Regions from separate parts of the Homo sapiens genome. Here all the other regions are linked to region 2. Evidence: chromatin loops called from intact Hi-C (ENCODE). Cell type or tissue: CD14-positive monocyte. All regions are shown on one strand. Each heading gives the region's core, and the rest is flanking DNA. Links, peaks and the distances in the headings are about the cores only. Region 1 overlaps CELF6 (CUGBP Elav-like family member 6). Region 2 overlaps PKM (pyruvate kinase M1/2). Region 3 overlaps GOLGA6B (golgin A6 family member B). Region 4 overlaps PARP6 (poly(ADP-ribose) polymerase family member 6).

What was found. Hi-C counts contacts between places; a loop is a spot of excess contacts. Peaks named below come from ENCODE experiments on the same cell type or tissue, not always from the same donor. Only the 100,000 strongest peaks of a DNase experiment are listed, where the experiment ranks them.
Region 1: a loop joins it to region 2, with 6 times the contacts of the local background. A loop is called at or near these places in 81 of 110 quality-filtered maps.
Region 3: a loop joins it to region 2, with 5 times the contacts of the local background. A loop is called at or near these places in 3 of 110 quality-filtered maps.
Region 4: a loop joins it to region 2, with 2.6 times the contacts of the local background. A loop is called at or near these places in 12 of 110 quality-filtered maps.

What each region holds. Positions count from the first base shown.
Region 1 is chr15:72,281,515-72,289,025 of GRCh38, forward strand. It overlaps CELF6 (CUGBP Elav-like family member 6), which reads right to left. Exons shown (of 13, transcript NM_052840.5): 9 at 7,354-7,416; 10 at 7,024-7,104; 11 at 6,794-6,937; 12 at 5,723-5,878; 13 at 3,213-4,828. The coding sequence ends at 5,751. It overlaps LOC105370887 (a long non-coding RNA gene), which reads left to right. Exons shown (of 2, transcript XR_932440.3): 2 at 1,581-1,677. Among named protein-coding and RNA genes, the nearest start is that of PARP6, 13 kb to the left of the region's middle. In CD14-positive monocyte, for the core only: CTCF peaks have their summits at 4,568 (motif pointing left) and 4,767; a DNase peak (open chromatin) is centred at 4,617.
Region 2 is chr15:72,196,681-72,204,559 of GRCh38, forward strand. It overlaps PKM (pyruvate kinase M1/2), which reads right to left. Exons shown (of 11, transcript NM_002654.6): 9 at 5,774-5,940; 10 at 3,794-3,975; 11 at 2,349-3,076. The coding sequence ends at 2,970. It overlaps GRAMD2A (GRAM domain containing 2A), which reads right to left and starts at 1,107. Exons shown (of 12, transcript NM_001012642.3): 1 at 1,051-1,107. The coding sequence starts at 1,091. RefSeq lists an enhancer at 545-724 and a silencer at 835-1,254. In CD14-positive monocyte, for the core only: CTCF peaks have their summits at 3,195 (motif pointing right) and 3,394; a DNase peak (open chromatin) is centred at 3,211; H3K27ac peaks cover 2,932 bases; H3K27me3 peaks cover 1,290 bases.
Region 3 is chr15:72,667,060-72,674,938 of GRCh38, forward strand. GOLGA6B (golgin A6 family member B) reads left to right here. Exons shown (of 18, transcript NM_018652.5): 18 at 1-2,540. Among named protein-coding and RNA genes, the nearest start is that of HIGD2B, 15 kb to the right of the region's middle. RefSeq lists enhancers at 3,699-4,676, 4,055-4,104. In CD14-positive monocyte, for the core only: CTCF peaks have their summits at 3,992 (motif pointing left) and 4,194; a DNase peak (open chromatin) is centred at 3,972; H3K4me3 peaks cover 414 bases; H3K27me3 peaks cover 226 bases.
Region 4 is chr15:72,245,024-72,252,902 of GRCh38, forward strand. It overlaps PARP6 (poly(ADP-ribose) polymerase family member 6), which reads right to left. Exons shown (of 24, transcript NM_001323532.2): 17 at 6,184-6,232; 18 at 5,822-5,931; 19 at 4,997-5,069; 20 at 4,222-4,291. Among named protein-coding and RNA genes, the nearest start is that of PKM, 18 kb to the left of the region's middle. In CD14-positive monocyte, for the core only: no CTCF peak of the experiment used is centred there; a DNase peak (open chromatin) is centred at 4,558; H3K27ac peaks cover 1,675 bases.

The DNA.
Region 1 (7,511 bases), core at 2,512-7,511, 86 kb after region 2:
CAGAGGTCACCAGTCCTATCTCAGACCAGAGGACTTTTCTCCCTACATCCAAGACACCCAGATTGCATCCAGCGAGAGAAATTCATTCTAGGGGATCTGCTGGAGGCTGAAGACTCTGCCCAGAGCCCCTAAGTTCTAGAGGTTGTAAGAGGGCCCCCAAAATTCAGTGTCAACTGAGAGACTCCCCTGAGGAGTCTTTCGATTGTGTGGCCTCAATGTAATAATGGGCCATGGCCAGAGTTGGAGGAGTAGAGCAAGCTGCAGGTTGCTGGTCCAAGAGTGCTTGACTGGTTGCTTCCATCCTGTCCTATGCATCTCCTTGGGGCTTGAGGCCTAGGAGCCAGTACTGCTCAGGTATTTTGAATATCTGGTCAAGACCAAGGTCACTGGAGCGTGAGTCAGCCAAGTGTTGAATGAGTAATCTCTCTTTGGGGGTAGTGAGCAGATTAAGGTTGACTTACCACTATAGACAGACCATTATGGAAGCCACAAAGCTGAGAGGTAGGGGAATGGCTAAAGTGTGACCTCTTGCTAAGACGAAGAAATCACATGAGCTAGGATTGAAACTCATGGAGCAGGACATTATCAAGGATTCCTCATGATGGTTACCAGCTCAAAGAAAGCCCACGAATCAGAGAATCCTCACAACTGACAAACAAAGATCTGGGAATGCTTAATCTCTACGTCAATCTTTAAATCCAAAACTGGCTGGGCACGGTGGCTCACACCTGTAATCCCAGCACTTTGGGAGGTCAAGGGAGATGTACCACTTGAGGCCAGGAGTTCAAGACCAGCCCGACCAACATGGCGAAACCCTGTCTCTACTAAAAATATAAAAATTAGCCAGGTGTGGTGGTGGGCATTTGTAATCCCAGCTACTCAGGAGGCTGAGGCATGAGAATCACTTGAACCCAGGAGGCAGAGGTTGTAGTGAGCTGAGATCACGCCACTGCACTCCAGCCTGGGCAACAGAGGAAGACTGTCTCAATAAATAACTCAAAACCATGTCAAAAGGGAAGTGGGATGCTTCAGTTCCAAAGGTCCATCCTCTCAGGGATGTCCATAAACAACAATGGACAAAGGAGATATGTCCCAGTGGAAAGGACCAAAAACAATAGGTTTTGTTGGCCAAGAAATTCACTCCACTGTCCAGAAGGATGTGTTATATGCTGTAGATTAGTGACCATTGTATTCTCTTCTCCCTATTCCAAATGGAAGGTTTTTAAATAACTGTTATAGCGAGGTGCAGTGACATGCACCTGTAGTCCCAGCTAGTCAGGAGGCTGAGGTGAGAGGATCAGTTGAGCCTAGGAGTTCAAATCTAGCCTGGGCAACATAGCAAGACCCCATCTTAATTTAAAAAAAAAGAATTAAAAATTATTCAGTGGTGTGTATTTGTATTCCCAGCTTCTCAGGAGGCTGAGGCAGGAGAATTGCTTGAGCCCAGCAGTTCAGGTCCAGCCTGGACAGCATTAGCAAGGCCCCATCTCTTTAAAACAAATTGTGATCTTCTTTTTCTCCTTATTTCACATTGGTTATAGGGCAAGTATGGGGTAGCTAAGTTTATCTTTTACCTATAGATGGCAAAATCTTAAGAAGTCATATCCAGACCTGAGCAAGAATTGCCCATCACCAAGGGACCCTGGACTGAGGACTCAATAAAGCAACTGGATGTAATTCTGTTTTATCTCCCCTTGGGAAATAGGTGAATGTGGTTTTTGTTGGGTCTATGATTATTGCATTGTCAGGCAGGCACATTTTTGAAATTGTATGTTTGTCAAGAAAAGTATAGGTGGATGCAATAAAGGGTGGGATATAGTGGGTGCATTTCATTTATCTGCCCATCATCTCTTCCTTAGGGACCCATTTCTCCCCTTCCACACAGTCCTGATGAAGTTGTCAATTATGGTGGCCTACTCTTCTATCCTAGTGGTGGGCATGTGTCCAAAGCTGGCCAAAGTCCTCCCTGGGATTTTAGAACTAGAACTAATGAGGCCAACATATGGAAGGAAGCAGAGCCAAGAGATGGAGACATCATCCTTTGAACCCCTAGATCCAGCCATGCTTCAAGGCAGATACATGCTTTGATTTATCAGTTATGTAAATCAATTAATTTCCAATTGGCCTAAACATGTTTGAGTTGGGTTTTTGACACTTGCAACTGAAAAGGTCCAGACTAATACATGCACACAGAGAGACACAAACACCATATTGTTCAAGCTCATCAGACATTATATAAGTCTTCCATGATCTTACCAGGGGTCAGCAAACTTTTTGTCTAAAGGACAAGATAGATAGATATTTTAGGCTGTGTGGGCCATATGTGGTCTCCGTTTCACTTTCTTGTTTTGTTTTGACGACCCTTCAAAAATGTAAAAAAAATTATTAGTTTGGTAGTTCATACAAAAATAGGCCACAGGCCAGATTTGGCCCACAAGCCATAGTTTGCCAACCCCTGATCTAGACCATGTCAAACCCTGAAGCTTTGGAATCACACAGTCTGCCAGTCCTTAGCCCATACTCTAAAGTATGAAGCCAGATATTTTAAATGTCATTTTGGTTCAAGTGTCTTGACATGACTTGGTAATGGTAAGGTTCAGGGTAGAGTTAGGAACGGGAAAAGGGTCTTATCTTGTGCCCATTATCTGCCATATAACAGGTACTGAATAAATGGTAATTATTATTATTTCTTGGTAATAAAGATAATTTTTCAAAATGATGCAGCTGTCTAAATGGCTTTGTCCAAATGTCCCAGTTCATCCTTGAAGACTTTTCCCCTTCTTAATCTCCTTCAGAAAGTATTTCACAGACCTCCCCCACCAATAAAGTCTGAACTAGGTACTCTCATTCTTGCTAGCACAGACCTTCTATGGCCCTCCATTGTAACTGGATTATTTGTCTCTCTTTCCCCTTAACTCTGAGTACTTTGAACATACCTGAGCCCCGACACGTAGCACAGTGCTTAGCACCTAGCCTGAGGGGACTCTCTGCTTCCATGTGAATATTAGTTTGAGGGTGCGGGTACTGTGTGTCTCTATTTGTGTCTAGGGTGGTCACTCTAGGTGTCAGCATTGTGCTGGTGCACATACACCCTCTGGTTCTTCCCTCGGTTGGAAAATATTTGTGGATGTCCATCACACCTTACCTGGTAATATTACTGCCAGATCTATGTTTCATTCCCATTCCCTCCAAAAATGAGTCGAAGACAGAAGAACAGGTGGGAACAAGTTTTCTTAGAAACTGTTATGAAGGAGGAGCCCTCCACCCCCACCCCCACATCTTTTACTATCTGACATGTTATCAGATCAGAGGCCTTCAGCCTCAGCAACATCTGGGGATTAGAGGGACCCCACACAGCTGGGGCCTCAGACCAAGCTGATCCATGCCTGTGGGGTGGAGGGGAAATCCTCCTGGGAAAAATATGTGCAAGGCCCTACAGGCCCAGGAAAGGCTGACCAAGGCAAGGTGAGTCATGGTGTTCTAAGCTGAATCTTTTGCCCATCTCACAGAAGCAGGCAGGAAGCACCACCATTGATCAGCTTTATATGGCACCCACTGTATACAACAGACAGACAAAGACAGACAGACAGAGCACACACCACTTCTAAGCTCAACACTGCTCACCAACTAGAAGCACCTCGGTTAAGCACATGTGAGACACTCTTGCATAGGAAAGATGTAGTTTTTAAAGGAATGAAGAAGTATTTTGGCAAAACATCTACTTCCCTCCCAGGTCTGGGGTAAAGAGGGACCTCTAATTCTGAAGCTTCTACATATTGAAAAATTTCCCCTTCTCAATGGCAGTATATACAGTAGCAAACCTTCCAAGTCTGTTGTCACAGCCCTCTACAGATATCCTGAATCTACTTTACAGGTGGGCAAACTTAGACTAAGAGACAGAAGGTAGCCTGGAGCAAGGGGACACTGGGACTGGTTCAAGGGGAAGGGAAACAGGAGGTGTCTCAGCTCAGCCAAAGGCAGGGCCTCTGTCTACCTGGATTGGCAAGGGAAAGGCTCAGGTGGCCAGAACTCCCTCTTTCTTCCCGCCTGGGGAAGCAGTGGTTCCACAGGAAAGGCAATCCCACTCTTGCTGGCTAGGGGGCCTCCCGGGATGGCAAAGGCCAGGGCCAACCTGAGCTCTGCCTGGGGCCTCTTCTGGGATGCACTCTGAGTTTGGGGATTGTGGATTGTGGGTTCACTGCTTCCATAACGTTCTCATTACCTGCATGTGAGCCTAGACCTCAAATCCTTAATTATTTTTAAAAGGGCAGGGTGGGGGAGTGGCTTAAGAGGGAATGAGACACAGAACAATCTTTCCACAGCCCCCATCTGCCTAGGCTGGGGCTGTCAAGGGTCTCCTTCACCCTGTCTCCTAGGGATATTTAAAGGCAGCTTTTATGAGACTCTATACTGTCTTTTTTTGTAGTTGTTTGTCTTGTTTTTTGTTTGTTTGTTTCTTTGTTTTAATTTATATAGATATATATATTCTTAAAAAAGCAATAGTCCTTTGGTCCCTAAACTCTAAGGAATGATATGATTTTGAAAGAAGTAAATCTGGGCTTCCCTTGCGGAGAAGCCCTTGGCACCCCCAACGCCCTCTGCTGGTTCCCCTGGACAGTCACTCCTCACCAGCCCTATTTGCTCTGCCAGCCTGCGCTCTATGCTGCAGGCACAGAACAACCCACTTGATAAAAACAATCCTTAGAGTGGCCTTAGCCCCAGGCACCAGCCTTGGGTCCGATCCACCTCCGTCCGCAGCTGCTCCTTCGGGAAGGGCTGCTCAAGCGTTTCTGTGCTTTTCCTCTCCTTTCTTCTCACTCTTCTGTTTCTGTTGTTGTGTATTAATTGATAAGGAGAGATAGGGGGGAAAAGGCAAGAATCACCTTGGAGGGCAAGACCAGAAGAGCAGCTTGCCCCCATGAGTGACGTCTCAGGTGAGTGGCTGGACCTCTCTTCCTGAGGAGTAGGGCTGCAGCAGGACCCAGGCAGCAGCCCCGTCCACTGAAGCCAGACTTGAGTCCTGAGCAAAAGACCCCAACCCCACATCCCCTCTAGAAGGTTCCTGGGGTAGCTCAAAGTGAGGCAGGGCCATGTGGGCCTTCTGAGACAGAAAATCTCTAAAAGTTGCAGGCAGCATCCTATGGACCCATGACCTTGCCAAAAATGTAGAAGAACTTGGCCCATCTTTCTCCCCATCACCCACCAGGCCCTGCAGATTCTACCTCTGAAGCATGTTTGCTTCTCTTCCTCCATCTCCATGTTCACTGCCACTATCTCAGCCCTTACTTCTAGTCCTTTCTCTGCTTAAGCTCCTCAACAGTTCATTCTCATCTTCAGGATAAAGTCCAAACTCATGGCCTGAAGACCCTTGAAAACTGGCCCAAAGCTACTTTTCTAGTCTCATTTTCCAGTCTCCTGGACCCTCCCCGCATACAGGTTCTCTACTCTCATTGGCTGTCTCTGGAGTAGAACTGCTTCTCCAGGCAGAAAGACTCTGATTGTCTCTCCTAGACTGCGGGGCAGGAATGTTGTCCAATTGATCTCCTTGGATTGAAGGAAAAGCAAAGTCTCCATCTGAGGTTTCCTCCTAGCTCCTGGCTCTTCTCTCTATCCCAGACTTTCTCAGAGGTGGGTGCCTCCAAGGTCCCAAAAGGAGGACCATCAAAGCTGGGAGGGCCTCATCACTCAGGCCTCATCTACCTGGGGTCCATCAGGGACTCACCTTTCTGTGGCTGGTCAGTGAAAGCAGGTCAGTAAGGCCGGTTGGCATCCTTGGGCCGCTTTAGCTGGACCTTGAGCCTCTTCATGCCAATTTGAAAGCCATTCATCGCCTGAATAGCAGTCTGGGCACTAGTTGGATTGTCAAAACTAACAAACCCTGGAGGGTGTGGGCAAAGAGATTAGCTGGGGACTCTGCCTAGCAGGGCCTCCTTTCTCTCTGACCAGCCCCCTCCTCTTCCAGCCCCGTCAGGCCAGTTCCATCAAACACATACCCCTCCACTGTTTGTGTGGATACAGAGTCATAGGCAGATGGCCTGAGATTCCTAAAGGTGTGATTCTTGGAAGGATAGGAAGCAACTCTGAGTGTGTGTGCAGGGTCAGTGTGTTGATTTGGATGTTTCCGTGTTTTTCCTGGCATGGGTTGGCTTTCTCCCTCCACAGCTCCCATTCTGGTCCTCAGAACCATAGTTGGAGTTGGAGGGGATCTTTGGTCTCAGAACCAGACTCCTCCTGCCCTGGCCAGACTCCAAAGCTCTGACCTAGCTGGCCACATTCCTGGTGGACACATGATCATCCCAGGTAAACCTGAAATAAAGCTCGTTCTTTTTTTTTTTTTTTGAGATGGAGTCTTGCTCTGGGGCCCAGGCTGGAGTGTGCAGTGGTGCCATCACAATTCACTGCAAACTTTCCCTCTCGGATTCAAGAAATTCTCCTGCCTCAGCCTCCTGAGTAGCTGGGATTACAGGCACCCATCACCACGCCCAGCTAATTTTTGTATTTTTAGTGGAGACGGGATTTCGCCATGTTGGCCAGGCTAGTCCCAAACTCCTGACCTCAAGTGATTCACCTGCCCTGGCCTCCCAAAGTGCTAGGATTACAGGCGTGAGCCACCATGCCCGGCCAAGGCTTGTTGTTGGCCTAAACTTAGGCCCATCACTGGTTTGTGACCCTGTTTTGTGCCATACATTCAATCTCAGGAAATCACTGCATTATGGAAGGGCAATCGTAGGGTCTGTAGGAAATCCTTTATAGTCAGAGGTGGGAGAGGCCTAGGGGTAGGTTCTCAGCTCACCAAAACACTTGCTCTGGTTGGTGGCTCGATCCACAAAGACTTTAGCAGAGACAACGGCTCCAAAGGGCAGGAATGTCTGTATGAGTTCCGCATCACCAAACTCCTGAGGCAGGTGATAGATGAAGAGGTTACAGCCTTCGGGGCCTGGAGGAACAGTAGCAAGCTGGTTCAGGGGAAGGACCCTGAGTCCAGCCCCACCAGGTTCTGCTGTCCAGCCCCCAGTCCCTCACCTTCTCTCTGCTGCTGGGGCAGGGCTGAAGGCTGCTGGGGAAAAGCTGTGCTCACTGGGGCATAGGCCGACGGATAGGCTGCTGGAGACAGAGGTGGGAGTGGACAGTGATCCCCAGGAGCCCTTCCCCAAGCAGGGCCCCAACTGCCTGGCCGCTTTTGACCAATTCAGCCCAGTCCACCATAACCCTCACCCCAAGAGAGGTCGTTCTGGGGGTAGGAGGGGATGGGAGGATCAACTCCTTGGAACAGAGCCTAAATCCCCCACAACTCTCCCTATTTCTTTCTAGGGCCCTTCAACCTCCCCCAGGCCGCGTAGCGCCAAGTGAAACCTGCGTAGTGGTGCATCCCAGCGTAGGCCTGCTGCAGGGGGTCAGCCACGCCGGGGCTCTGGGCTGGGGAGAGAGGGGCGCGAGGCCCACAGTGAAGGCAAGCGGGCGAGCAGAGTGGGTGAGAAGCTCAGGGAGTGTGGGAGGTGGACGGCGGCTGT
Region 2 (7,879 bases), core at 1,312-6,311:
GCGAGGGTACCCTCTCTCGTTCCCTAGGAGCCTGGCCCCTGCAAGGAGGGGCACCTTTAAACAATCAAGCATAGTGAGTGGGGCGGCAAGCAGAGCAGAGACACAGACGACAGCGGGGTGGAGCCCCACCAGTCCCTCTGAGTATAAGGCAGAGGGAGTCCCGCTGGGGTCCACATCCCTGTGTGTCTCGGGCTGATTTGGACACAAGGCTCACACATTCATCCTACCTGCCCCAGTGCTAGCTGGCCGAGGATGCCAGGCTGTACCCGACCTTAGGCTGTGCGGCTTGGAACCTGGACCGGGGCAGGAATTGACAGGTTCCCCCAAACAATGTCACTCCCAGGACCCTAAGACCTCAAGCAGCAGAAACCACAATTCTGGATGTTACGTGCAGCGCCAGCTCCTGTCTGCCCTGCCTCCTTATCCCTTTCTCCCAGGGCGACTTTGGACCAGGTCTCGAGGCCGGGAGACCGGCCCCAGCCCGCCCGACCGGGATGGGCCTGGCGCCCGGGGGAGGCCGCGTCGTGCTGAGACAGCTCCGAGCTGCCTCCCCGCAGCCGCGGGCCGCTACAATACGGATTCGGCGGCGAGAGGAAACAGTCTGGCCCTCCAGGGGACGCAGGGAAATCCAACCTTTGGGTCGGGGGCAATTAGGACTGGGAGTCGATACCGCGGGCAACGAATGATGAATGAATAAATGAAAGGATGAACAGAGTGGCGAGGCGGAGATGGGCCATGCGGGGCGTCCCGAGGAGGGTGCCCTTCCTTGCCCCGATGCTGCCGGGACCGTCCCTCATCCCCCAGGTCGCAGCAGACTCAGCCAAGACACCCGGTCCTAGTGCGAACACCTCGCGGGCCCCGGGAGACGCCTGGGCGCGCGGTGCAGCTCTGGCCCGGAGCCCGCATTCCGGCGGCCGGGAAGTGCCTGCCCCGTGGGCAGAACGCGCCGAGTTGCCGCGGCCCCAGGAGCCGTCCTGCCCCGCGCGGCAGCAGCCCCTCGCGGCGGCCTCCGGAACCCCCGAGACCGGCCCCCGGGCCGCAACCCCTTACCCGCCCTCCTCGGTGGCCTCGCTCCGGCTTAAAGCGGTCATCCCGGCGCCTGCACCCAGCGCCCCGACCGCGCGCCGGGACCCAGCGCCCGCCGGACCCCGCCCGCCCCGTCGAGAGCCCGCCCCGCCCGCCCGCCCATTGGCGGGTCGCGCGGGCCGGGCACAGCCCATTGGCCGTTCCTCCCCCTCATTCCCCAGCTTCCCCAGCTTCTCTCCTTCCCCACCTTCCCCAGGTGGGGCTCCAAGCTCTGAGCAGATCCTAGCGCTCGGTTCCCCGGACTGGGAGGTCCCGGAGGCCAGGGCCTGGCGCGGCACCTCCTGTCCCTCACGTCGAGGGTATTGTGTCCCCTCTGGACGCTTCTGTCGTCCTAGTCTTGCGGCTTGGGTCCCTCTGCAGGAACCAATTCCGGCCCCTCTCCAACCTAACCCTTCCCAACATAGAGCTCCGGATAAGTTTCAATTTTACCGTCAGTGGGGAACACCAAAGGGGATATTGAACACCATGGTCTGACAGCCAAGTCACCACCACGAACCCGGGAGCCAGGATGCTCCCACGCACTTTTGCCGGAGTTAACATTGCAGTTTCTCCAAGGAAATACACTTTTGGAGGAGTCTGCAAAGGGGCTGAAGGTGGACACAAATCAAAGGCAGGGAAGCAGAGGCACGTGCGCTCAGTGTGACAATGAGCTTTTGCCTGGCCTGCAGGCCCTTTCCTCTTCCATCCCCACCAGGACACTTGGTCCTTGGGAGTGTGGTCAGGGGAGAGGAAAAGCGCAGGCCAGATTTGGTCCCATTCCCAACTCTCTCCCCCAGCCCTTTGGCACTACAGCATCATGGTGGGAGGGCACCAGCAAACAGGAGGGGTCCCAAGGGGAGCCTAGGTCCACAACTGAGGACCTGGGAGCCAAACCCAGTCTCAGGCGCCCAGAGCTGACTCCTCCTACAGCCCCCATAAGGGATACGCTAATGCAGGAAGACCAAAGTGGAAGAACCATGGCCAAGGCCACTTTGCAATTTGGGTTTATCTACCAGAGTGGGAGGGAGGCCTTGTCCCTGCTCTTTCCCATCTTCGGTTCACGTAAGCCATTAAAGTCTCCCCGCAGCACTGAAGGGGGCAACCTGTAACCCTAAGATAGTAAGCTACTGCTTTCCCAGCGCCTCTGCACCAGGAGGTGGGCAGGATGGCAGGTGACACCACCATAGCTCCCACTGCGGGGCACGAGGCTGCAGCCATTCCCAGCCTGCTCAGAGGGCAGGGTTCAACCACCTCCCCCTCCCCAGCAGAAAAGAGAGGAAACAGGTGCTTCAGCTGTTGTTTATTGACATACAGGTAGGCTCTATAGCAACAGGCCTGGAGGTGCTGCAGTAGTGGGGGAAAATGGAAGGTGGAGGGTGGAGTGTTTGCTGCAGGACAGCTGAGTGGAGGGTGGGGACAGGTGCAAACTGGAGAGGCCTAGAGAGCTAGAGAAGCAAGTAAGGGCCAGGGCCAGAGTCGGCTTCAATGGAACAACAGCCCAGTGCCCTAAGGCCCCTAACTCTTGCTGGCTGTTTCTTGACCCCAAGCCAGGGTTGGGAGTCCTCTGGGCATCCATTTTTTCTAAAGGAACTGGACAGAGTACACACAGGAAAGGAAGCTGTCACCCTCTTGCCATCTGGCTCCAGGGGCCTCCAGTCCAGCATTCCTCCTTCTTCCCTTGATTGGGTGGGGCCACATGATGGGCAGCCAGGCTCTGGGCTGTCCCACTAGAGCAGGCTGCAAACACAGCCATGTTTCAGTGAGGCGTTGATCTTCTTCCCTGGTGTCCCAACCTACCAGTGCCACGTTACAGCCCAGAGTGAGTTCTACAAGCGTTGCTGGCCTAATGGATGGGCTGGGGGAAGGGGGTGGGACAGGGGCTGGAGGAGGGGCTCTGGGGTCCATCACGGCACAGGAACAACACGCATGGTGTTGGTGAAGCCGGAGCCAGGGCGCCATCCGGTCAGCACAATGACCACATCTCCCTTCTTGAAGAAGCCTCGGGCCTTGCCTGGAGGAAGAGAAGGGAGGTTGGTGAGTAAAAGCCAAGCCAGGCAGGTTTGCACCTGGGCAGCTGCCCCATAGCCTGAGTACTGAACTAGGCTGGCTGACCACTACTTCCTCACACCACAAGGTGGCACCAAACTCACAGCCCAGGCAAACAGGAGGAAGGCCCTGAAATGTCCTTATCACTCAGATGGCAGGGTTGGCAGGGACCTTTGGACATCATTCACTATCCTGGAGAGGGTGCAAAGCCTTGCCCAGGGTCAGAGCTAGCTGCTTCCTGTCATCTGATGATACCCTACCTTATACAGGGACAATGGCCACATCAGTACGTAATCTGTGTATGCCACCCCACAGCACAGGAGCTGTGGCCAATTTTATTTAAAAAAAAAACAAAAAACAAAAAAAACTCTCAGTAATGAGCAGATGCCAAAAAATGGACAATTTTGCTTTGAGCCCCAGACTAGAAGAGAAGAGGAACTGAATTGCTCAGCCCTACAACTCAAAGGACCCTTTTCCCTCCTGGCTCAGCTTAGGACTTCGGAGAATGAGAGATTCAGAATGAACATTCCCAATAAGGGAGAGGAACAGTCGCTGGGCCTTTTGCCCCACTAAGGTCTGTGTGTTCCCCTTTCTATTCCCCAAACTTTCGGGGTCCCACAGAAGCCAATGCTCAAGCATCCCCAAGCTCCTCTAGGCTCTAGCCCCTGCTCCAGCCACGTACCAACATTCATGGCAAAGTTCACCCGGAGGTCCACGTCCTCAGCCCAGGCCTCCTGGACTGGGTCCTTGCACAGCACAGGGAAGATGCCACGGTACAGGTGGGCCTGACGAGCTGTCTGGGGATTCCGGGTCACAGCAATGATGGGGGCACGTGGGCGGTATCTGGCCACCTGGTGAGCAGACCTGAGATGGGATGGGGGACATACAGAAGAGACCATTACACGAGGCCCCAGGAAGTACCCTCAGGGCGTTCAAACAGCTCACCCTCTCATCCAGCTCACTGAGGGCTCTGGCCTCTTCAACATCTGCTCCCTAGGACCCCTCCCGAGGCTCGGGCAGCCCCTCATCCTATATCCCCCACAGCATGCTAGGTTACCATTTGCCCTCTACCCCCATTCCACAGGCCAAGGGCTCAGGATCACCTTGACCCAGCAAGATCAGCCTCACCCACTTACCCCACACAGCCCATGGTTGGCAGAACCCCTCCTACACCCTGAACTCTGACACAGAGAGGCAGCCCTGGCCCAATGTCACCAGCACCCATTCCTCTCGCTGCCAATGACAGTGACAAGCCAAGCAGCACGTGACTAGCACCTGACTCTTGACATCTGCAAGGAGCAGTAGCAGAGCTGACCAGCCCCCTGGGAATCAACATCAGGCTTCTCTACTTTTGTGCCCTCTCCCTGCCCCACATGGCCCCTAGCTCCTGAAACAGTCCCAGCAACTGGGCTATAAAGGCCCAGAATCAAATCTGAGTATCTAGATGAGGCTTAGAAATCTAGGTGCTACTCAGCAGGCAAGAACAGGAAATGGGAGTGTTGCTGCAGGAGCAGCTCTGCCTGCCAAAGCTCCTTTGGAAGGCAGGGGACCCTTCTAAAGCCCCTCTGCCAGGCACTTTCTTGAACACTGACACTGCACACTTGTAGCTGCAGCTGTGTCTCAGGAGCTGGGGAGGGGCACCAGAAGGGAAGTTATGAGGACACTCAACAGGTGTCAGGGAAACTTAAGCCACATCACAGCAGAGAAGTCCCTGCACTTCACGCTTGGCCTCTATGCAAGGCCTTCAGAGGGAAGCAATTGCTGAAGCCAGGACCAGCTGAGTGAAACCCCAGAAGACTAGAGCTTAAAATAGCCAAACAGCAAGAACTGGACCTTTTAAGAAAGGTCAACCCTACGGGTTGGAGCTGTTCAGCCAAGAGTGGGAGGCTGGAGCCCTCTGCTGAGGGCATCTGCACAGAGCTTGTGTCCTGGTTCTCTGGGCTGCCCACGCCCATCTGCTGCTCCTCAGTGCATGGGCACTGCCTGTTTGCTCCCCTCTTCCAGGAAACCCTTGCTGCCCTGTGGACAGGGACAAGGAGCATACTCCCTAACTAGGAGAGTGAAGGACATTAACTCAATGTCCTGGGCCAAGGAAGGGATCCCAAGTTGGAGGCCCAGCATAGGCCACACAGTCCTCAGCCTGGCTGCCAGGCCCCACAGAATGTCAGCCAAGATAGCACAGCAACCTCTCCTGAGCTGGAACCCAATTTGTCTTTAGGGCTCAAAAACAGCAGGGACTAGTGTGCCAAATGGAGGCACAGTAAACAGCATTTAAATAAATTCATTTCCCAACTGAAATTTTTAAAGAGCACATAGTAACTGGAATAAGCAAAAGTGGTTATCTTTTACAATTTTAGAGGACTAAATTTTCAATATCAAATAACCATTTGTAGTCAGCCTGTGCACTGTTATGTAATAAATCTCCAGCATAAATTTGCTTTTGATCCAAATGTTCTGACATTCCTTATGAGTGCTACCTAGAGTCCTTTGGGCCCAGGGAAGGGGCTCTGCTCAATCCTTCCCTGCAGGCCCAAGGTGGCAGGCAGAGGGGTCTTACCTTGGCTCAGTGCCACCTGAGCATTGTTCAATGGACTGCTCCCAGGACCCCCAAGGTGAGGTACCACTGAGCAGGGCATTCCAGGGAGCCGCTGCCGCCTCCTACCTGCCAGACTTGGTGAGGACGATTATGGCCCCACTGCAGCACTTGAAGGAGGCCTCCACGGCACCCACGGCGGTGGCTTCTGTGGGGTCGCTGGTAATGGGCGCCAGGCGGCGGAGTTCCTCAAATAATTGCAAGTGGTAGATGGCAGCCTCTGCCTCACGGGCAATCTAGGGGAGCAACATCCGTCCAGAGGGACGAGAGGGGGACAGAGCTTTGTCAGAGCTTTGTCACAAAAGGAGAGGGAGGGGAAGAGTCACCGGACAGCTGGTGAGGAACATGTTCCTGGGAACAAAGGCCAAGAGGAGCCCAATCACTGGAGATTCTGAGCTGAGCCAAGATCAAGACTCCACAGAAACCAGTCCTTCACCAAGTGCCTGTGACATCTACTGTGCCTACTGAGCCACAGGACCCTTTGGTCCTGCCCTGCCATGACCTCCCTGGCGGTGTTCCTACAGACGAGAAGAGGCTCTGTGCCCAGATGCCAGGTTGGGCCTGGCTGTCTTCTCCTAGAGCAGGTGGAGCAAGAGGCTGGTTATCCTAACAGTGTTACCTGCCCTTAGGGCCCTACCTGCCAGACTCCGTCAGAACTATCAAAGCTGCTGCTAAACACTTATAAGAAGCCTCCACGCTGCCCATGGCCATGGCTTCCATGAGGTCTGTGGAGTGACTTGAGGCTCGCACAAGTTCTTCAAACAGCTTGCGGTGGAACATGGCTGCCTCAGCCTCACGAGCTATCTGTAAGGTTTAGGGGAAGAGGGGGCAAGGAAGAGGGAAGGAGGAGGAAAAAAACGAGACACAACACATGGGAAGACAGAATGGGGAATTTATCAGAGAGGAAGGTAACCTTAGGTTAATTGGCTAAATCTGTCCTTCAGGCAGATGCAGAGGTAGGGTGATGAAAGTCCAACTGCTTCAGGAGGTGCTGCCACTTCCCCTCCAATACAGGGGAAATTGGCTCTTCCCTTCTGGAAGGATTTTTTCATTGGGGGTGGAGGGAGACAATCTGGCAGTAGGCTCTAGCACCCTGGCATGAAAACATGCCCAGGCTGGGCCCAGGCCACTCCCTGGCAGAGGACTTGACCACGCTGCCTCATGACATAGCTTACAGGAAGGAACAGGCCCTCCCTCCTCACATGGCTGGTTGATTAGGCAGGCTCCTGCCCAGCCTCCATGCATGCATGGAGTGAGCGCTCACTTGGCTTCAGGCACGGGGATGCACTGAGCCTTTCCAATGGCCTGCCATGGCAACAGATTGAGCAGCGCTGGAAAGCTGGGATCAAAGCCAAAGCAAGGCAGCTCAACTGAGTTTGAAGCAGGAGAACAGAAAACGTGGGCTAACTTGTGAGAGGCACACTGAACAGCCATGTGAAGAGACAGATGCCTGTGGAAGCATGCAGATATATTTAATAAGACACTTGATTAAAATCTAATAATTAAAACAGTCATGAGAAAGCCACTGAGTTATTTATAGATCACTTGCTCAGATAAGACCAAGAATCAGAAAGACAATGTAAGCTTTAGAGGATTATAATGCAATCACCAGCATCTCAGTAAATGATGGGTGAGGGAAGAATCGGTAATACCCCCTCATCAATTTCACAGTAGAAGCAGATGTGTGGCAGGATGTACTAGGTTAAAGGTATTCTTTCTGTAAGAACGGAATGCATGCAGCCCAGAGGACAGGGGACATGAACAGGAAACAGAGCCATACCTGGTACTGCTCTTAGTTATGGGTCATAAACTGCATCAGTTAGACACAGGAGAAAGCAGTGAACAGTTAATGGAAGGAACTGTTGGCCAGTGTTAACTGGTGACACAGAAAGGAAAGGTCTAGCCACCTGGAGGGGCAGCTACAGCCTAGCCCAGACCTGTAACTTATCTTCTGAGCAGTGCCATGCAATCCAAACCTTGCAGCCCTAAAGTATCTATCTGTTCATAGGAAACACCAGGGTATGGAAGAAAGGATATGGAATTTAGACCCTGAGCCTGAATCTTAGTCTCTGACCCCACTGACAGGCTCCAAATGGAGACCTGTTCTCATCTCCTGCTAGACAGAGCATGATGTTGCAGGAGAGAAGACTGGCTTTGGAGGCAGTAGACCTAGAT
Region 3 (7,879 bases), core at 1,693-6,692, 470 kb after region 2:
GCCTGCTCTGGCAGGTGTGTGCAGGATAGAGTGTGTTTCATTTGTTCTGGTGCCAAGAATGAGCGCTGTACTATGGTAGTTCCCTTAGGATTTGTATGTGCTCTGGGCTCATGAAGATATTGCATCATGAGCTGCAGCAGTTGTACCCTTTCTTGATGACCTAAAAAGGGATTATTTCTGAGGAATGAAAGGCTCCCATCATTGACTGTGGATGTGGAAAACCTTTTCTAGCTTAGAGCATTTATATCTACAATACATTTTAAAGTCAGAGTTCATGTTACCTGTTTTAATCACATGAGTATATGTCCCAGTACACAAAAGGGCACTGGTTGGCATTCTTCTTAAGGTATTTAGTGAAGATCATAAGAAATCCTTTAAGAGTTTAAATGTCCCTGGAAGAGGCATACAGGCTCTAGTCAAGAATGAATTCGAGTGAAGGAAAGCTGTGTGACACCTGGCCTTCCTCTATGTTCATGGAGCTTCTTTGAGGCTAGAAGATTGATTTTATCATCTAGACCTCTCTGGCTAATACCTATTCTTCAGCCACATTAGTTACTCTGACGTAGGAATTTACTTCTTTTCTTTGAATGGAAAACACTTTAAAAATAATAACAACCATTATTATAAACCAATATATGTGAGAGTACTTAGTTGAAACAAAAAGGAGTTTTAGTAGACAGTATTATACTACACATGAAAATCAAGGCGAAGTTTATGCAACTTAAAATGTTTACAAGCTGCAGTGCAATCTAATGTTTGCGAATGTCCAAGTATTATGAGAAAAAGTGTCTATACAATGACAGACTTACGTTTCCTCACAAAGTTCTTCACAAAGAGTGAAATATGTTTTTATACCTCTCAGTTTCAGTTAGAGGCATATTTTGTGCCATATTTATGTTAATGTGCCTATACGTGATGAGTGAATTATTTCAGTCATACATTGCCTAAATCATAACTTTAAGATGCTTGGGAAAGAATCAACAGCTAAAAGTTCATGAAGTTCTAATGTCTGTGTTCCAAAATACGTCACAGTATTAGGATGCAGGGAGAGATGTGTGTGCGCTCCCTGGGGTGGGCATTTCTAGTTACTAGACCATCTCCATTTTTAGCATTTGGCATCCTCATGATACTTTTATACATATGACGTTAATAGGAGAGCAATAATACGATTTTACAGATGGAATAACAGATGTGCCTGCATTCAGTGAAAGAGTGCAAATATTAAGTCCTTGTGACTTCAACTGACTCTTCCAAATTGTATGAATTTATCAATGTATTAGATAAACTCAGTTCCAGAATTATAAAGAAAAACTGTTAGACCAACGAATGTGGCTAATTAACAGTAGGACGATTTCTAGCCCGAGGGTTTAAAATGGACTTCAAGTCCTGTTCTTGCCTTTTATTTTCTGAACTTGCCACTTTTGCATTCTTTGAGTTCAGTTTAAAGACAGTTTGAGTCCAATTTAGACCCTCGGGCTAGAAATCATACCACTGTTAATTAGCCACCTTATTTGGTCTAACAGTTTTTCTTTATAATTCTGAAACTGGGTTTACCTAATACATTGATAAATTATTTCAAAGGTATTTTTATAGTTCAAATCACTTCACTTTTACCCTGATAAATATAAATGACTAGGAATGATCTTCAGCTAGCCTTTAGCACCTGCAACCAATCGGACAATAATGTGTTCATCAGGTACCTGTGGATTAAATCACACACCGGCATATTTAAGCTGAATGTCAGTCTGGAAAATGAATGTACTATATTAACTGAAATACCACTCTTTGTGTAGGTATTCTGTCATATATTTAAGAAAAATTAAATAGCATGTAAATCATATAACAACAACTTAAGTCTTTCTTCAAAGTGCATGTGGTCCTTTGCAATACCTCATTCAGCCAAGTATTTGTTCTCTTCCTCATTCAGTTTAAGGCAGCTTTCAATTTGCTTAGAAGGCAACATTAGAAGGGTAGAGTTTAATCAGAAACATAGAATTTTAAAGTGTGGGTTCAACTGAATAAATTTGAATTTCTGTAGGAAGTAAAGAATTAAAAATCTATTTAAAGATTGCAATATATAATCATTTTTAAAGTATTTGTTTAACCTGATGGGTTTTCCAGAAATGAAAACAAGTCAGTTCTAAAACCAAAGCTGATATTTAGAAAATGTGAAAATGTAAATCAGCCCTATCCATAATATAGTTTCTCTAAAACTTTATCTTAAAGAGTCATTTTAAAAGAATATAACTATTCATAAGTGTAACTGCTATCTTAATGTTTTGAAATAAGTTAAAACACTTTAAAATATGAATACTGTAGTTTGAAAGAAAGAAACTGGGGGAAGGAAAAGTAGAGAAAGAAATGCCAATTCCAATGCAAGGCTTTATTTGCCAAGTTTTCTTAGAATGACTTTTACCAGTTTATGAATTCTTGTAAACAGAATGTATAATAGAAATACTGAAACACTGTTGCCTAAAGTGGCATTGTTGACTGCTACTGTGATGCTACTGTAATGTAATAAATTATTAAATGGTTGCAAAGTGCTGTTTTTGCCTTAAAATTTTGTGTGTCTTGAAAACTATAGTATTACAGGTATTGAGACTGTGCAAATGCTGGGCACGCTTGGCATGAGATAATCAGTTTTTATTTTTACAAAATTGTAATTAACTATGCAAGTGTGTTTATTAAAAGAATACAAACTAAAAAGAAGTTATGGGATTTAGAAAATGTTGTAGGATGAAAAAGTTATGGGATAAAAAATGTGGAAAAGTCGTGGCAAAAAAAGTTGTGAAAAAAGTATTTAAAGTTTTATGAAAAGTTTAAAAAAAGTATTATGAAAAAGAAGTTACGGGATTAAAAAATAAGTCATGGGATATAAATAAAAATAAATAAAAGCAGGCCTCTGTCAGCATAAGCCTGGAGAAGTGGGGCTGGAGTCTCTGCCGCCATCGTGTCCCTACCATCCCTTCCTACCCCTTTATCATTAGGGTAGCAAGACAAGACCCCTGTCTAATGGGGGGAGACAAACAGACCCTTTGCCACCTTGACCAGGGCTGAGTCCTTAAATTTCTGGATGATGATGATTGTTATTTAAGAGCCAGAGGCTGGTGGAGTCGGTTTGTTTGGAGGCGGCCTGATGGCCTCCCTACCCTCACCAAAGCAACTTTTCCCTCAGGGGGCTCCCATCTTCTTATTCAGAGAGGCAGCTGAGGCAGGGACAATGGGGCTAACTGTAGAGCAGGTGAGGGCACGGGCTGCTGGGAAGGCCCCAGTGTACATATAGTATCTGTGTAACATTTTGTATATTCCAGGGGGTAGGGCCACCCCCTGTATCGTACCTAGCAGAGGTTGGAGCTGGCATATGAGGAGGAGGTTCTAATCATTATTTGTGGCTGGGAAACTTATTTATTGATAGCATGGGGCAGAGGAAGGAGGCGGGGATGGGGTTGTGGCTCCCTGGTGATGCGACTCCTGTTTATTTTGCCTTTCATTTTGGAATAAATGGATTTAGCCATACTGCTCAGCCTGGTGTGTTCCTTTTTCCCTCACTGGGTCCTGGAGTTTGTGCCACTGAATGAGGAGCCCCAGAGTTGTCTGAGCATGTCCAGCTGGGCTGTTGGTGACCTTCCAGGCCTGTTACCTTTATGCTGCCTAGTGACACCTGGTGGATTTCATTGGGACTGCCATGGCGCCTATGGGGCACAGTCCAGCCCTGACAGCCAACAGGCTCAGAAGCCTGATCTAGCGGTGGCCGGGAAGACAGATACTAGCACCCAAGGGCACTGACTTCCATTCACCCCAGGAGTCTTCCATTCCGTCCCCCTCCCTCCTTCTCCTGTCTGCACTGGGTGGCCTGTTCTGTCTGTCCCTCCAGTGCACCTGGTGACCTGTTCTGTCTGTCCCTCCAGAGTGCCAGCTGCCCTGCAGGCTCCTCGAGGCTGAGTTCATGGCCCTGCCCCTAGTGGCCAGAGCCGGCTTCACAGGATAACAGCCAGCTAAGCTCCAGGGGCTTTCCAGGAAAAGTGTCCCTTGAAAAGGGTGTGGCTTTTTCACTGCTCCCAACAGCACCCTAGAAATGGCTTGGCCTTTTCCCTCCCCTGAGTTCCAAAAAGAACACAGCCAGCAGAGGACACATTCCCTGACATACGAGGGACTGGAAGACTGGTAGAGATGTCAGGTCACAGGCTGCCAGCACAGCACCCCCATGATTGGCCACGGGAGTGCTGGAGGAATGGTGGGGGTTGGCTGTCCACTGGCTGGGCATGACAGGGAGACTCACTGGAGGTGGTGCACTTTGGAGGGGCGATGTCAGGGATGTATTTGGGTCTCAGTAAAGAGATCTGTTCTTTTTAAATTTCTGCATCTAGTTGCCTATACGCGATGATGACACATAGCAACTTATTTTTTACTTTCTAAAGACAGGATATCATGCAAAGAGATCAAGCTGCCCTTCTATAAATATAACTCAATTGCCTTCCAGCCATAGGCTGCATGCTTCAAGTTGTTTTCAGAAATAAGAAATGGGTTGAGCTGAACCACTTATAGCCTTACATGGAGAGTTCCCACTGTGACCTGTAGCACATGTGAATTGACTTGCTTAATGTATGAAACCAATGGAAATGAGATGAAAAGTCCTATTCTCATGCAAGCCCGTTGGGTTATGCAGAGACACAGTAGCAGAGACACAGCCCTAACTACAGCCTGCCCTCCGGAAAACATGTGTCTGTTCATATGGAAATGACACAAGTCTAGTGCTTGTCTGAAAGTCATGCAGCAAAACAAAAAAAGTCTCTGCAAAACCGGGGAGAGTTTTTTACAATGACTTTAACTTTGAGGGTGCTCTTTAGCAGAGGCTTTTGATAAAGGAAGAATTCTATCAACCAGGATCACTGAGGAGGAATGAATTTATAACTACTCTTTTTAAGGCTAGAAGAGACCTTAATTAAATTCCTTCTATTTACAAAGGAGGGAACTGAAGTCCAGAAATGACAAAAGGTTTGGCAGCTTTAGAAATAAGGCAACATTGAGTTTCAGTATTCTAAACTTTTGGAAAGTGGTAAAAATGAAGGATATTGAACAAAAAATACTAGTTGTTTTTTTTCTATCTTGTTCAGTTAGTGTCAACATGCTGTAAGTTTTCATAATTTTTTTTTTTTTGAGATGGAGTTTGACTCTTGTTGCCCAGGCTGGAGTACAATGGTGCGATCTCAGCTCACTGCAACCTCCGCCTCCTGGGTTCAAGCGATTCTCATGCCTCAGCCTCCTGAGTAGCTAGGATTACAGGCATGCACCACCACGCCTGGCTAATTTTGTATTTTTTAAATAGATAGGGTTTCTTCATGTTGATCAGGCTGGTCTTGAACTCTCAACCTCAGGTGATCCACCTGCCTCAGCCTCCCAAAGTGCTGGGATTACAGGCGTGAGCCACTGTGCCCAGCCTATTTTTTTTTTTTTTTTTGAGACGGAGTCTTGCTCTGTTGCCCAGGCTGGAGTGCAGTGACGCAATCTTGGCTCACTGCAACCTCTGCCTCACAGGTTCAAGAAATTCTCCTGCCTCAGCCTCCCGAGTAGCTGGGACTACAGGCGTACACTGCCACGCCCGGCTAATTTTTTTTTGTATTTTAGTAGAGACGGGGTTTGACTGTGTGGCCCAGGCTGGTCTCAAACTCCTGAGTTTAGGCAATCCACCCACCTCAGCCTCGCAAAGTGCTAGGATTACAGGCATGAGCCACCGCACCCTGCCTGGTTAATTTTTATGATAATAAAAATATTCTCATAAAATTTGGGAAATTCCAAAACCTATGGAGAAGAAAATTTAAATTATTCATCATCCCACAATTTATTCATTTGCTTATTTGAGCAACAAATAAAAGTGCACACCTTATTAAGAGCAGGGCATGTTCCAAGACTGACTATCCAGAAATGATTGATAGCCTCTAACTGATTCCCTTCCAACCCATTTCTCAGTGCACTACTACTAATAATTTTAAAATCAGATTATTTAGTTTTGAAATCTCCTTTTCACCTAATATATCATAAGCCTTTTCCCAGGTTATCAAATAATATTCCAAGCTATGATTTTAACAGCTGCATAACGTCACATCATATAAATTTACACTGATTTATTAAACCATTGTACTTGGGACATAATAAGATGATCAATTTTTCAATATTATAAATAATGTTGCATGTAACATTCTTTGGCCACATGCCTGATTATCTTTGAAAACTTCCCTAGAATTCAGATTGTTAGATCAAAGCCTTAAATATTTTTAAGGTCTTAAATACACAATACTCAACTGCTTTCTTGAAAGACTGTAATAGTTTTACTTCTACCAGCTACAAGAGTGTCTTTCAGTCATGCAACAAAGCCCACACCTCAAAACAATGAGTATTAGCTTTAAAAAAGTCATTGTCAACTGAGTTCAAATGGTTTTTCCTTTAATTTGCAGTTCTTACTTGGCAATGGTTAAGTCAAACTTTCCAAAAAAAACTTTGTTCTCTTTTTTCATAAATTATATATGCATGCTTTTTGTCATTTTCTATGGAACTGTTAACATTTCTTCTTAGCATTCTAGTCTTAATATTTCTCAGTGAGGGATTTTTCTGACTGCATTCTGAGATCTAGGCTCCTGGCTGGGGCAGCAAGAGGTGGGATGGAGAAAGGGCGGGGAGTCAGAGTCAGGCTTGTTCTCTTAGTCCTTCCACAATCACCAAGGTGTGACCTGGGCCAACTCTTGGTATCTCTGGGCTTCAGTTTCCTCCTCTGTAAATAGAAGGGTCTTAATTAAGGTCCCTTCCAGTCGTATAAAAGGGAGTTAGAGATCCGTAGTTTCAAAGCTTCTTTCACTATCATGATTTGTGATCAGCTTTGAAGGAGGTAGTGCTAGTGGGTAAACATCAAACCATAAGCTTGTTTGCCAGTTCTAACCTACCACTACCACCTACCACTGAGAAAATCATTTCAAGGCTCTTAGTTTCCTGATCTGTAAATGGAAACCTCGTTTTACAGATTTGTTGTAAAAATTATGTGAAATAATAGAAATCAGGCCAGGTGCGGTGGCTCACACCTGTAATCCCAGCACTTTGGGAGGCTGAGGCGGGTGGATCACCTGAGGTTGGGAGTTTGAGACCAGCCTGACCAACATGGAGAAACCCTATGTGTACTAAAAATGCAAAATTAGCCGGGCATGGTGGCGCATGCCTGTAATTCCATCTACTTGGGAGGCTGAGGCAGGAGAATTGCTTGAACTCAGGAGGTGGAGGTTGCAGTGAGCCGAGATCATGCCATTGCACTCCATCCTGGGCAATAAAAGTAAACTCCATCTCAAAAATAATAATAATAATAGAAATCAAAGTGTATAGAGCATAATATACCACAGACAGGCAGGATGCAGTGGCTCCTGCCTGTAATCCCAGCACTTTGGGAGGCCGAGGCGGGTGGATCATCTGAGGTCAGCAGTTCGAGACCAGCCTGGCCAACATGGTGAAACCCCGTCTCTACTAAAAATACAAAAATTAGCTGGGCATGGTGGTGAGTGACTGTAATCCCAGCTACTTGGGAGGCTGAGGCAGGAGAATAGCTTGAACCTGGGAGGTGGAGGCTGCAGTGAGCTGAGATCGTGCCATTGCACTCCAGCCTGGGCGACAAGAACAAAACTCTGTCTGAAAAAGGAAGAAAGAAAGGAAGGAAGGAAGGAAGGAAGGAAGGAAGGAAAGAAGGAAGGAAGGAAGGAGAGAGAGAGAGAGAGAAAGAAAGAAACAAAGAAAGAAAGAAAGAAACAAAGAAAGAGGGAAGGAAGGAAGGAGACCATATTCATACTAGTAGCTGCTTATGACTAATAGAAGTAAGGATGAGGATTAGAAGGGATTTCAACTT
Region 4 (7,879 bases), core at 1,485-6,484, 49 kb after region 2:
ATCTCATGAGACTTATTCACTATGACAAGAACAGCACTGGAAAAACCTGCCCCCATGGGCCAGGCACAGTGGCTCACACCTATAATCCCAGCACTTTGGGAGGCCAAGGCAGGCGGATCACGAGGTCAGGAGATCGAGACCATCCTGGCTAACATGGTGAAACCCCACTTCTACTAAAAATACAAAAAAATCAGCTGGGCGTGGTGGTGGGCGCCTGTAGTCCCAGCTACTCGGGAGGCTGAGGCAGGAGAATGGCGTGAACCCGGGAGGTAGAGCTTGCAGTGAGCTGAGACCGCGCCACTGCACTCCAGCCTGGGCGATAGAGTGAGACTCTGTCTCAAAAAACAAAACAAAACAAAACAAAAACAAATAAAAACCTGCCCCCATGATTCAGTTACCTCCCGCTGGGTCCCTTCCACAACACATGGGAATTCAAGATGAGATCTGGGTGGAGACACAGCCAAACCGTATCATATAGTGATAACAACAATGGCCTAGAAATTAGGAGACCTGGATTGCAGCCCTATCTCTGCTACTCATAGCTGTGTGACCATAAGAAAATCATTTAACTTTTCTGTATATCAGCTTTCTTATCTGTAAAGTAATAAGGGATTAAATTAGATGATCTCTAACTCCAATAGTAAAATTCAACTGCATTTTGTATCTATAATCAATTACCCTTTGAGAGAGGGAGATGAAAGGTGTCTATGATATCTTTATGTAATCGGTTAAGTGATGAAGAAAGACGAGAGGTCAACAGAGATTTCTGGCTTCATCTGGTAACTAAAGGTATTTAGGCACTTGGTAGTAAACAAAGGCCAGGGGGAGAAAAGAGAAAGAAAGGGAGGGCATAGGGAGAAAACAGAAAAGAAGAATCTCAGTGGGCACCAAGAACCATGAGAATCTCACTACTCGGAAAGACAAAAGAACTTAATCAGAGGGATGCTTAGGCTGAGACAAAGATAAAAAGTGAAGAATCCAGACAAATCAAAAAGACTATTCCAACCCTAACCCCACTTTGGATGCCAGGCACACAGAGTAAGATTCACTCATATATTCAATAAATATGTGTTGGTCACTTGCCCTGTGTGGATTAATCATAATCTTTGTTTCATAACACATTATTGTTTTGTTTTGTTTTTTTGAGACGGAGTCTCACTCTGTTGCCCAGGCTAGAGTGCAGTGGCACGATCTCAGCTCACTGCAACCTCCGCCTCCCAGGTTCAAGTGATTCTTCTGCCTCAGCCTCCCGAGTAGCTGGGACTACAGATGTTTGCCACCATGTCCAGCTAATTTTTCTATTTTTAGTAGAGACAGGGTTTCACCATGTTGGTCAGGCTGGTCTCGAACTCCCAACCTCGTGATCCACCTGCTTTGGCCTCCCAAAGTGCTGGGATTACAGGTGTGAGCCACCATGCCCAGCCTCATTATTATTTTTTAATAAGACAATGAATACCCAGAGACCCAATCAAAGAACTAAATTCTAAACCTAAAACATTACCAGTGACTTACATCTAACTATATGCCTCCCTTTGGAGGTAATCACTATCCTGCAATTTGAGTTATTATTCTTTTGTTTTTTCTTTTTCCTTTAGTTTTCACACACACACACATAATACACATATATATGCCTAAACAATGTTTAATTTTGTTTGCTTTTGAACAATATAAAAAAGGCATCACAGTCTCACTCTGTCTTCTGGGACTTCCCTCTTCTTATTGAACATATTTATTATTATTTTTTTTTTTGAGATGGAGTCTTGCTCTGTTACCCAGGCTGGAGTGCAATGGCGCAGTCTCACCTCACTGCAACCTCCGCCTCCCAGATTCAAACGATTCTCCTGCCTCAGCCTCCTGAGTATCTAGGATTACAGGCATGTGCCACCACGCCTGGCTAATTTTCTTTGTATTTTTAGTAGAGATGGGGCTTCTCCCTGTTGGTCAGGCTGGTCTCAAACTCCCAACCTCAGGTGATCTCCCTGCCTTGGCCTCCCAAAGTGCTGGGATTACAGGCGTGAGCCACTGCGCCCAGCCAAAAAGTACACTTTTATTACTAATCTTTTGTGGTTATATGTGCTGCAAATGTCTTCTGTCGGTTTGTAGCCTGTCTCTTCACTTTCTTTAGGGTGTCTTCTGAAGAATATAAGTTTTAAATTTTTTTTCTTTTTTGAGACAGGGTCTCGCTCTACTGCCCAAGCTGGAGTGCAGTGACATGATCATGGCTCACTGCAGCTTCAACCTCCTGGGCTCAGTGATCTTCCTGCCTCAGCCTCCTGACCAGCTAGGACTTACAGGCACGCACTGCCAGACCTGGTTATTTTTATTTTTTTGCAGAGATGGGGTATTGCCATGTTGCCCAGGCTGGTCTTGAACTCCTGAGCTCAAGCAATCATCCCACGTCAGCCTCCCAGTGTTGGGATTACAGGTGTGAGCCACTGTGCCCAGCCAGAAGTTTTTAATTTTAATATAGTCAAATTTATCAATCTTTTATGATTTGTAATTCCATTTTTTCTATTCTCTGGAAGACTTTAGATAAAACTAAAATAATTTGTTCCTTGAAAGTTTAAGATTAATTTGTAAAACCATCTGGGCTTGGTGAGGTTTATTTTGTGTGTGGAAATTTTTACACAATTTCTATTTCTTTTATAGTATTATGATTATACAGGCTATTTCTTGTCAGATTTGTTATCTTTTTCTAGAAATTTATCCATTTTATCAAAGTTTTTAAATTATTAGCATAGTGTAGGTAACTCTCTTATTACTTTTTATTTTTTTTTTAGGCAGAGTCTTGCTTTGTTGTCTAGGCTGGAGTGCACTGGTTTGATCTTGGCTGACTGCAGCCTCTGCCTCCTGGGTTCAAGCGATTCTCCTGCCTCAGCCTCTCGAGTAGGTGCATGCCACCATGCCTGGCTAATTTTTCTATTTTTAGTAGAGACAGGATTTCACCATGTTGGCCAGGCTGGTCTTGAACTCCTGACCTCAAGTGATCTGCCCACATCAGCCTCCCAAAGTACTGGGATTACACGTGTGAGCCACCGTGCCCCGCCTTATTACCTTTTTAAATTCTGCTTATCTATAGTTGTACTGCTTTTTTTGGTCATTATATTATTTAATTGTGTCCTTTTTCTCTTAATCTAACCAGGGTTTATCTGTTCTGTTAGTTCTTTGAAATCATCTTTGGACTTTTTTGGTACTATCTATTGTACCTATTTTTATTTCACAGGTGTTAGTTCTTACCTGTATTATCTCCTTTTTTCTATTTTGTTTGGTTTATTCTGTTGTTAGAGATGTTTTTAGGCCTCTGATTCTGGCACTTTCTTTTTTCTTTTTTTTTTTGAGACGGGGTCTCCCTCTGTCAACCAGGCTGGTGTGCAGTGGTGCAATCTCAGCTCACTGCAACCTCCGCCTCCCGGGTTCAAGCGATTCTCCTGCCTCAGCCTCCTGATGGCACTACATTTTCTGATCTTTGTAACAGTTACAAATTACTACAGGATATCAAGTAATAATCTATTAAGAATCTAGCACAATCCCCTTCATGTAGTGAACATGCAACTACATGGTGACTATACCTTGTACAGAGACTACATCAAACAAGCACAAAAGCAGACTGAAAATGAACTAAGACATAAGCCAGGAAGACTGAGAGAACTCTAAATCAGATTTCCTTTTCTGAGCTTGACTCATCTCCTGATTAGAATCTGGACCTCATCTTTAGAATAAAATGCTTTATCTTGCATTCAATGTGACTAACATAATAGTGTAAGATTATAGACAGTTTAAATTTTAAAAGATGGTTGAGAGAGAGAACAGTGTCTCTAGAAATATAAGCCAATGGAAAGGACGCAAGCCTTCAGGCCTTCAGATGTTTTCACATGTAAACTTACATGTACAAGTATACACAAACACAATCTATAATTGCCAACACCAAACGTGTTCTACAAAAAGCCTTGTTATGTCCCTGTTATTCCTCCACCCATTCCCAGGGCCAAGCCCCTGCTATGAATAAAACCATCATTTTTAACAATAACTGGCCTCACCTTGTAAAGAATCTAAATTTCTAATAAGAAAATGTAGAGAGAGAGAGAATATGTATCCATGATCGGGGAGAGAGCTGACACAGACCAAGTATCCATAATGAGGGAGGAACAGACAGCACAAATCATGTATTCACAAATGGAGGCAATGTAAATAGAGTCAAGGTGGCCACAGAATATTTCTTACCTGAGTATCCAAAGGAAATACTGGAGATGGGGCTCAGGTAGATGCCTTTGCCATAGGCTGCTCCATGCAGCTTGCAGGGAAACACCAGGATGAGTAATATGAGCCTGGGCCCTCCCATGGCTATTTATTAGGCAGCAGCAAGGCTTATCCAGCCCTCTGTCCCTCCTTCTACCTTCTCATTCAAGTAACCCTAAGCACCTATTCTCGGAAAGCCAACTGGCTGAAAAGTGGATGCAGGTTAACCTGCTTGCCTATGAAGTGCTACATACTGACACATTCGAGAGTGGGAAATGGTAGAACCACTGAGTCAGTCCCTCAGCATTCATTTTCCTGTCTCCAGGCCTTGGTACATATGCAGATTCCAAAAAAGAGGAACTACAGAACGGGTAGCCAGAAGGAGGGCCAATACACACTCCCTGGAGTCTCTCAGGGCATAGAAAAAGTCTCCCATATCTACTCCTTGAATGAATAGCCACATAAATTGAAAAGCTCTAATAGATTAATTCATCACAGTGGCTACAATCAGCAATTCCATATTCCTGCTTACAGGTACATTCCCATTCCCCAAACCACCAAAAAAACGCAGACTGAGATCAAATACACAACAGCCACGTTCTCTATTCATACAGTTCTAACTTCCTCTCTAGGGAACTCCACAAGACAGGTTAGGCTTGAGGACACTGAGGCAAAAACAGCTTACTCTAGAGCAGCCTTCCACAAAACTGAGTAGGGAAGGGAGCGGTTAGAAATAAAGGAGAAAGGGGCACAGCCTCACCTGCAGTTTGGTGTAGGATGCATTGACCAGCCCATTGCGCAGGATCGAATGCCAGTTCTCAATGTGGGACCCACTGTAAGGCAGGGTAGAATACATGTCTCCTTATGATATGAGGTTCCCAGGAACACTCCCAAGACTGCCATTCCCACCCATTCTCACCCACACAGGACATGAAGATGGACAGGTACACCTAGTGATGGACATGCACATGGATACAGTCACAGGCATGCAAGATGTGTGTGTGTGGTTAAACTCTACGTCTCTATTTCCAGTCCCATCCTCTCTTCGGTGCTTCAGCTACTCCCATCCTAAATCCTCAACTGCTGGTTCAGTATTTTTATTTGCCCATTATCCTGACATTTCAAATTCAATAAATTCATCTGAAAATCAACAAATTTATCACTGACCCCAAATATGGCTTCCAGTTCTGACTTCATGTTCTATTTTAAGAAAAGGGTACTACCACTCCCTATAAGTTCTCTTTAATACCTCTCTTTCTCTTTCCCTCCTCTCAAAATTAGGCATAAATTGTGGATTTTTCCATCAAAGTAGCTTTCAGATCTGTTCTCTCCAATCTATTTCTTCAGCCACATCTTTTCACATGTAAATGTCATTTTTCCTCAACTACATCATAAATAGTTTGAGAATAAAGACCACATTATATGTACCTTTTTGTCCTCTATAGCACCTACCACAATAGCATTTAGTAAGTATCTGCTGACTGGTTGATGGACACATGTAACACAAACTCATATCTCAAGGGCATCCTTCTTGCTCATCCCCGCCCCCTCACCACCCCCACTGCCCAGCCCCCAGCCTCCTCACTGGAAGGCAAAGGTGCTGCCATAGAGCTTCTTGGCGGTCCGGAACCGAGCCTCCTTGGCAGGAGGGCTGCTCAGCAGGAGGAACTGGTGTGAGGTGTGCATGAACTTCAGCTGCTGCCCAGGGTGGGGGTGGAATCAGGAAAACAGAGCAGAAATCGAGATCAGGGAGGGAAGGGTTGGGGATAGGGGAAAAAATCAGGCTTGCATTAACCCCACACAAGGGAAATATGCTAAGGCCCAAAGACTAAGTTGATGGACAGAGCAATGTAGGCAGATCTAGGACCAATATGGTTAGCTGGCTTCCAGCCCCTCCCTGCCCCTCACCAGAAATTTAAAGCATTTAGAGGGAGAATGGTCACTTACCCTGCTGAGAGGTAGTTTGACAATGTGTGACCTGTTGCTAGAGATGATCCTGGGAAGAAACAGAAAAAAATAAAAAGGATAGAATAATTATGTATTTAAGCTATCCTTTCTGAACAAGCCAGTCTTCCTCTGCCTTTGGGAGAATAAACAAGGATTCCTGGGCTGTCCAAATTGTGTGAAATGTCAAGGTCACTATCTGGATATTCCTGTGGGTGATAGTGCTTATGAATAAAAAGGTAAAAAGGAAGGTAGTGACCAGACACAAGCTAATTATTGGGGAGTTAAACAATGGATGAAAAAAAAAAAGGGGTGGGAGGAGTGCTGCTACAAGTAGGGAGTAAAAAGGGTAGAACAAAAGGAAGAGCACAGAGGTCACCTACAAAAAAAGAAAAGAAAAAACAGCAAGAGGTCTGAATTAGAATGGTGACAACTTATACCTGGGATTTAGACTCAGATTCAGACCTGGGCTCAGAAGCCATCCTTCCTTAGCTTAAGAGAAAACATGAAAGCTCTCAGGAATGGGGAGAAACGGAGAGAAAGTTACTGTCTAGGCTGGAAAAAGAAACAGAAGAAACTAGAATGAACTTCCTTAGGAGTCAAGGACAGACTAAGCTCTATACAGGCTGAACACAGAAGATAGAAGAGAACAGACATAAAACACTGAGGGCTCAGCAAGAGAGCACTATCTCCCATGTGGATACAGTTTGCTGTTGTCTTTGTTTTTTGTGCCTCATCTATGTACCTGTGATGCCACCTCAGATGGTCTATGCCTGGTTATTCCTCAGGCTAAGAGGGAGAAAGCTGTTGCACTGAGGAAGTACTGAAGGCTGACTAGGAAGAGGGAGGCAAACTAAAAAGGGAAAGCTATGTCAGGAAAACAATAGAAATTGAGATCAGGAATGGATGGCAGCAGGGACAGTCAAAATCTTGGCTAGGAGAAGAGCACAGCAATAGTGCCTCAAGGCTCTGGACATTCTATATCATCAAGGAGGCCCAGAGACAGGGCAAGGGGATAGCAGGAGGAGACAGACGTCTCTGGATGCAAAGAAAACTTAGTTGAAATTAACAGTGTTAATTTCTACATGCAAAGGACACAAAAACCTATTGGTGGTGACTATAGTTAGTAACAATGTGTAATATTCTTCAAAATCACTGTGGTAGATTTTAAGTGTTCTCGCCACAAAAAATACATACGCGAGATAATGCATATGCTTATTAGCTCTACTGAACCATTCTGCAATGTACACATATTTCAAAACATCATGTTGTACACAATACATGTAATTTTTTTTTTTTGAGACGGAGTTTCGCTCTTGTTGCCCAGGCTGGAGTGTAATGGAGCAATCTCAGCTCACGGCAACCTCCGCCTCCCGGGTTCAAGCGATTCTCCTGCCTCAGCCTCCCGAGTAGCTGGGACTACAGGCATGGGCCACCATGCCCAGCTGATTTTGTATTTTTAGTAGAAATGGGGTTTCTCCATGTTGGTCAGGCTGGTCTCGAACTCCCAACCTCAGGTGATCCGCCCGCCTCGGCCTCCCAAAGTATTGGGATCACAGGTGTGAGCCACTGCACCCGGCCCTGTAATTTCTATCTGTCAATTTAAAAAATAAATTAACAAACCAAAAAAGAAAACAAACAACAAAACCTATTGCGAAACATGGAACACCTAAAGAGAACTTGAAAAATCATGTCAGCT